2 separate regions of the Homo sapiens genome follow, and region 2 is linked to region 1. A link is an interaction called in ENCODE POLR2A ChIA-PET data of the cell type or tissue named here. Cell type or tissue: GM12878. All regions are shown on one strand. Each heading gives the region's core, and the rest is flanking DNA. Links, peaks and the distances in the headings are about the cores only.

Region 1 (2,932 bases), core at 153-2,652:
AAATTCCCAATACCCTTTTTCAAATGTAAGTAAAATGATACTTTCATATAAGTTGTGAGATTCAGTGAAGTTATGTATGCAGGGCATTTGGGGCTGCTCCGGATTCCATAAGTGTTTGTTATAATAATAAATACAACAGTCTCCCCTTATCCTCATGAGATACATTCCAAGACCTCCAGTGGATGCCTGAAACCAAAATAGTACTAAGCCCTATATTTACTGTTTACACTATACATACCTATCTATGAGAAAGTTTAATTAAGCAAGTAAGAGATTGACAACAATATCTAATAGAATAGAAGAATATAACAATACGCCAGCATCACTACTCTTGCACTTTGGGGCCACTATTAAGTAAAATAAGGGCTACTTGAAGAAAATCATTGCAATACCAGGAATACCAATCTGACAACCGAGACCACTCCTTAGTGACTAACTGATAGGCACCATAAACAGCATGGACAGATTGGACAAAGGGATGATCCACGTCCTGGGGGGGACAGAGCAGGACAGAAAGGGATTTTATCACACTACTTAAAATGGCATATGGTTCAAAACTCATTGTTTATTTATGGAATTTGTCATTTAGTATCTTTGGACTGTGGTTGACTGCAACTGTGGAAAGTGAAACTGTGGATGAGAAGGAACTGCTGTATTTTTGTGACTGCTGGTATGTCTAAAAATGTCTACACCTATCTACACCAATATATGTTAGAATGCATTTTCTGCTTCAGAAACCTTTTTAAATCTCTGGTCTGATTTATTGAAAGTTAAAGAATTATAGGTACCATCACAAGGTGAGGCAGTATCATATGTTTATTCAATATATTTGCTGCCTCCGCAACCATTTTAGGCCTCACATAAGTTATTTGGAAGCCAAGCACACCTTTGAAATGCTGTGCAATCATAAAAAGAATGAGATCATGTCCTTTGCAGGAGCATGGATGGAGCTGGGGGCCATTTTCCTTAGCAAACCAACACAGGAACAGAAAACCAAATACCACACGTTCTCACTTATAAGGGGGAGCTGAATGATGAGAACACATGGACGCATATAGTGTAACAACAGACACTGGGGCCTATCACGGGGGAGGGTGGGCGGAGAGAGATGATCAGGAAAAATAACTAATGGTTACTAGGCTTAATAACTGAGTGACAAAATAACCTGTACAAAAACAAACAAACAAACAAAAACACAAGTTTACCTATGCAACAAAACTGTATCCCTGAAGTTAAAATAAAAGTTCATTAAAAAAACACCCCTACCTGTGTAGTTGTGTATGATATAGCTTGCTTGTTCCTCATCTCAGTGACCCAAAATTCAACACACACACAGCTGCTACGGAAAACCTAATGGTTAATACCAGAATCATGTAAATAAGTTTTTCCCTTTGTGTGTGTGTGTGTGTATTTTAAACTAGTGAATCTACAACTCCCACGGAAAAGTGTAAGGCGTAACAACCATGAACCTTAAAAAAGGGATAGTCCTACAGATCCTCACCTCTCTCCTCTCTCCCCACCCACTGGTATATCTCCCTGCCACCTCTAGAATTCCTGTCAGCCCTCATTAGCACCCAAAGTCTCTCCGGGATATGTAAGTAAAAAATATCTTCCATCTCATGCATTTTGGTTTCACTTCCTCATTGTGTCTCTCTTGACAAATGCACTTTTGTCCCACTCAGAGCTCTCTTAGGGAGTAGCTATTTTGGCTTAGATCTCTAAGACCATATTAGAACAAAAAAAAAACACAATAAAATTATAATAGTCAGTTATAGATGTATTTGTGGATATCTATTTTGCATTTGGTTCTGGAAAGTAACTTTCAGAGTCAGAAATCCCGCTTAGAAAATGAATAAGGAACAAGAGAGGAGCTAGCTTTTCTGCACCCTTGTTCGTTTCAAATCATAAAATCATCGTCGTCTCACTTTCAACCTTCTGTTTCCCTTCCCTTATTACCTTCCTTTGGCATTTGCCCGCAACTAATTTAAAAGTTGTATCCACTATTTTTACATTTTTAATTGTTACTCTAGATAGTTTACAAGCGTATTTAAAGTAACAAACTCTGTTATTAAACACCATTTTTAAGAAGCCTAGAAGATTTCAACTTCTTTTAAATATTTTCCCCCAATTCAATGCCATTGCTTTTTAGTTTAACTGTTCTATCCCCAAAATATCAAGTTAGATGTTATTATTTTTTCATTTTTTACAGTATTATATATTCGTTTCTTTTCCCATCATGCTTTCTTTTTGTCAGAACTATTCCCTAGAATTTTTTTCTTTTGTTCATATGACTTGGAAGTTCCTATAGTGAGGATTTATTGGTAATAAAGAAGAATTTTTCCTCAAAATATATTTAATTTCTCTTTTACAAGCAACATAAATTTTCAGTTAATGTATAGTTATAGGTCAGCATTTATTTTTACTCTGAACTTTTTCTCACCCCTCTTATCTGTTTTCTGTTCTTGATGGTGGGACATTAGCTTTCAGTCTCATTTTTGTGTTCATAGGTGGTCTTTTCTTTCTGGTATTTTTCAATAAATTGTGAGTTCATATTCCTTAGAAATTTTATCTGGAGAAATTAATAGAGTCTTGGGTCAAAGTTGTGTAGTAACAGGGAGAAAGATATTCCATTTTTTTCTGCAAGGCAATTGGTTGTTCTAAAATAATGAACATAATTTAAAATTTAAATTATACATCCAGGGAAGATTTTTGCCTTTTTATCAAGAGTAAGTGCTGAGATTACAAATTTCCATATTTCCCTTTTTAAGAGTAGCCTCTTTCAAGTTTACACATTGTAGACATGCCCAAAATGTATGCAGGGCCTCTTAACTAATTCTTCGTATTACTTGGTCCTATTTCTTTTTCTGTTTCGTTTTTGTTTTTTCCTCTATTACCTATTGGTTAATACTTTAGCTCTGGCATACTACAGATT
Region 2 (2,932 bases), core at 186-2,685, 510 kb after region 1:
ATTGTCAAGATATCAGAGTGCAGACTGGCCAAGATGGTGAAACCCCATCCCTACTAAAAATACAAAAATTAGCCAGGCATGGTGGCACGTGCCTGTAGTACCAGCTACTTGGGAGGCTGAAGCAGCAGAATCACTTGAAGCTGGGAGGCGAAGCCTGCATTGAGGTGAGATTGTGCCGCTGTTCTGCAGCCTGGGTGAAACAGCAAGACTCCGTCTCAAAACAAAACAAAACAAATTTAGATTGTATTTTTCAACTCCAGATTTTCTATTAGGTTCTTTTTATAATGTCTATCTCTTTGTTGATATATTCTATTTAGTGAGGCATTATTTTTACACTTTTGTTTTGTTATTTAGATATGGTTTTCTTTAGTTATGTATTATGTTTAAAATAGATAATTGTTTTTATCTAGACAATCCAACATGTGAGCTTCCTCAGGGAACCTTTCTATTGATGCTTTTTTTATTATTCTTTTGTATGGACCATGCATTGTAGTTTCTTTAAATGTTTCAAAAGTTTTTGTTGAAACCTAGACAACTTAAATAATATATTATGGCAACTTCTAAAATCATGTTCTTCCCCTTTTCCAGGGATGGTTGTTGGTTTTAAGTGATTTGCTGTGCTGCTTTTATACCATGTGTATTCTTTATAATGTATGACCATTAAGTTTCTCCTTATTTAGATTAATGGTCAACTAATGATTGCAAAGAGATTTTCTTTAACATCTGAAACCAGTAAGTCTCCTAGACTTTCCTAACAGGCTCTCTTTCTGTGTTGAGGCAGGCTGTTAATGCTCAGACAGTTAGCTTACAACTCTGTCTTAGCCTTTACCTTCCTGTTTGTGCAGACTTAACGTTAGACAGAGCTAAAAGCTTAGGGCCTTCTCAGGTCTTTTCTAGCTATGCATACAGCTTAACATATGTGCATGGCCTTATTGATATCCCCAAATTTGTCTTTGTTTTCAAAGCGCCCCCATGGACATCTCCTTTACCAGCCTTCCCTCTGAAGTTTTTTGCTGACTTTCTTGTTTGCCCTAATTGTTATCACGACTTCAAGTGGGCATAATTTTAAACAATTTCTGCTGATTATTTTTGCAAAACATCACTGAGAACAGGTTGTGAACACTGGAAGAGCTCTAAGATAGGTGAAATGAAGACACTCCTTCTGAATGGGGGTTTCCATGAAACTGCCAGACAGGTCAAGTAATGACAATTCTCAGGAGTGGTGCTTTAGGGAAATCCAATCTGCTTTTTCTAGTTTCAGTGGCTACTAGGCTGGTGATTTTCATTATGATTACAAGTCTGTATGTTTTCAAGGTTACTGTTGAACTGCTGAAAGGAGGGTTGGAAAGGGGCTAGTTAAATGCTACAAAGCTCACTGTTCTTACTGAGACACCCATTTTTCTTGAATGAATGCCTCTTGAATTTTTGCAAGATTTGAGTTCATTTCTGAAAAAATAAGTTTAGGCAATTTTTATCAGTGGTCTCATATGGAAAAGAGCATTTTGGGAGTCAGTACACTGTCATTTCCCCTGATATTTCCCTGTATTTATTTTTTTACTCCATGTATTTCATAAGTCACCATTATCAAATAAATTTATGTACCTTATCGTTGCCTCTGTGATTGTGTTTAGCTTCATCAATTTATGTGTTGAGAGATAGTTAAGAATTTTTCCAAAAAAAAACTCTTGTAAAATATTGACTGTGGAAAAGCAGTTATTTATCATTCTTATAGGCAAATAATTTTGGAGAATGTAGAAAATTGTATTATAGTCACAACTTTGATGGCAAGTTTATAAAGTTATGGTATCATGAGATAATTATATTACACTGGTGCAAAAGTAATGGCAAAACCTCAATTACTTTTACAACAAAGTAATAGAAGCATTTAATTACAAATATTGGTATAATAATTGGTATAAACTTGCACATATTTTACAAGATAAAATTCAACCAAATAAACCAAACCAGACCCAAAATGAGAAATGCAGTATGAGAGCCTCTATTTCTTTTGCACAAGGTTGCTTTTAACTAAAAACATTTGTGAGGGGAGTCTTGTGATATATGTTCTTTAAAAAGTCTTTGTTCAGCAGCTGTTATTAATGCATTTTATATGTTTTGTTTTGTCCATTTTAAATTTAGGCTGCTTTTGTTCAAGTGAGTGAAAATAAGAGATATTGATTTACAGTGGTCCATAAAAACAGCACAGAGGAAATAACATACACTTTAATGATAATGCTACAAGCAAATTATATGTATTGAGCATTGATTATATGTCAGAGTATGCATTAAGTGTTTAAGTCAATCATCATAGCAAGCTCATAAGGCAGGTTCTACAATTATACTTATTTTATAGATACAGAAATTGGGGTTTCAAAAGATTAAAAACTTATGAAGTTTGTAATAGCAAAGCCAACTAAATCTGTGTCTGTCTGATTCCAACCCCAAGCTATTAGTCACTAACTTTTATGGTCTCTCAACCCAAGTATTATGAAGTTATATGTTTAAATCTGAATTCTGATCATTCCTAACTGTACAAACATGGGAAAAACAATTAAGTTCTAATTTTCAAATCTGTTCATTGTAGATAATATTCAACCTCACTGTTTTGTTTTTGAGGATTAAATAAACTAATGCATGTGAATTACCAAGTACAGAGTAAAGAGATTATAAATATTCTTAACCCCTGAATTACATGATTAGAAATTCAATATTGGAAAATAATTTCAGCTTCTAAGGAGAAAAGGAAAGTATAAAAATTCAGGAACTTCTATTTCAGGAAGATTTTTTGCACACCAGTAAACAACTTAAATATTTGCCTCCAGAAACTTCCCCCAAAATTCAATGATCTGAATGATAGACTGATTAAGCAACCCCCTTATCAGGAAAACAGGATACTTAGCTGCTTAATTAGCTCCATTCTGAGGACAATATT

Evidence for each region. ChIA-PET counts read pairs that join two places held together with the same protein. Peaks named below come from ENCODE experiments on the same cell type or tissue, not always from the same donor. Only the 100,000 strongest peaks of a DNase experiment are listed, where the experiment ranks them.
Region 2: POLR2A ChIA-PET joins it to region 1 with 5 read pairs; 1 of 35 experiments calls an interaction of 5 or more read pairs at or near these places.

The regions. Positions count from the first base shown.
Region 1 is chr13:64,992,363-64,995,294 of GRCh38, forward strand. No RefSeq gene overlaps it. Among named protein-coding and RNA genes, the nearest start is that of LINC01052, 870 kb to the right of the region's middle. In GM12878, for the core only: no CTCF peak of the experiment used is centred there; DNase peaks (open chromatin) are centred at 1,409 and 1,629.
Region 2 is chr13:65,504,915-65,507,846 of GRCh38, forward strand. No RefSeq gene overlaps it. Among named protein-coding and RNA genes, the nearest start is that of LINC01052, 360 kb to the right of the region's middle. In GM12878, for the core only: no CTCF peak of the experiment used is centred there; a DNase peak (open chromatin) is centred at 1,197.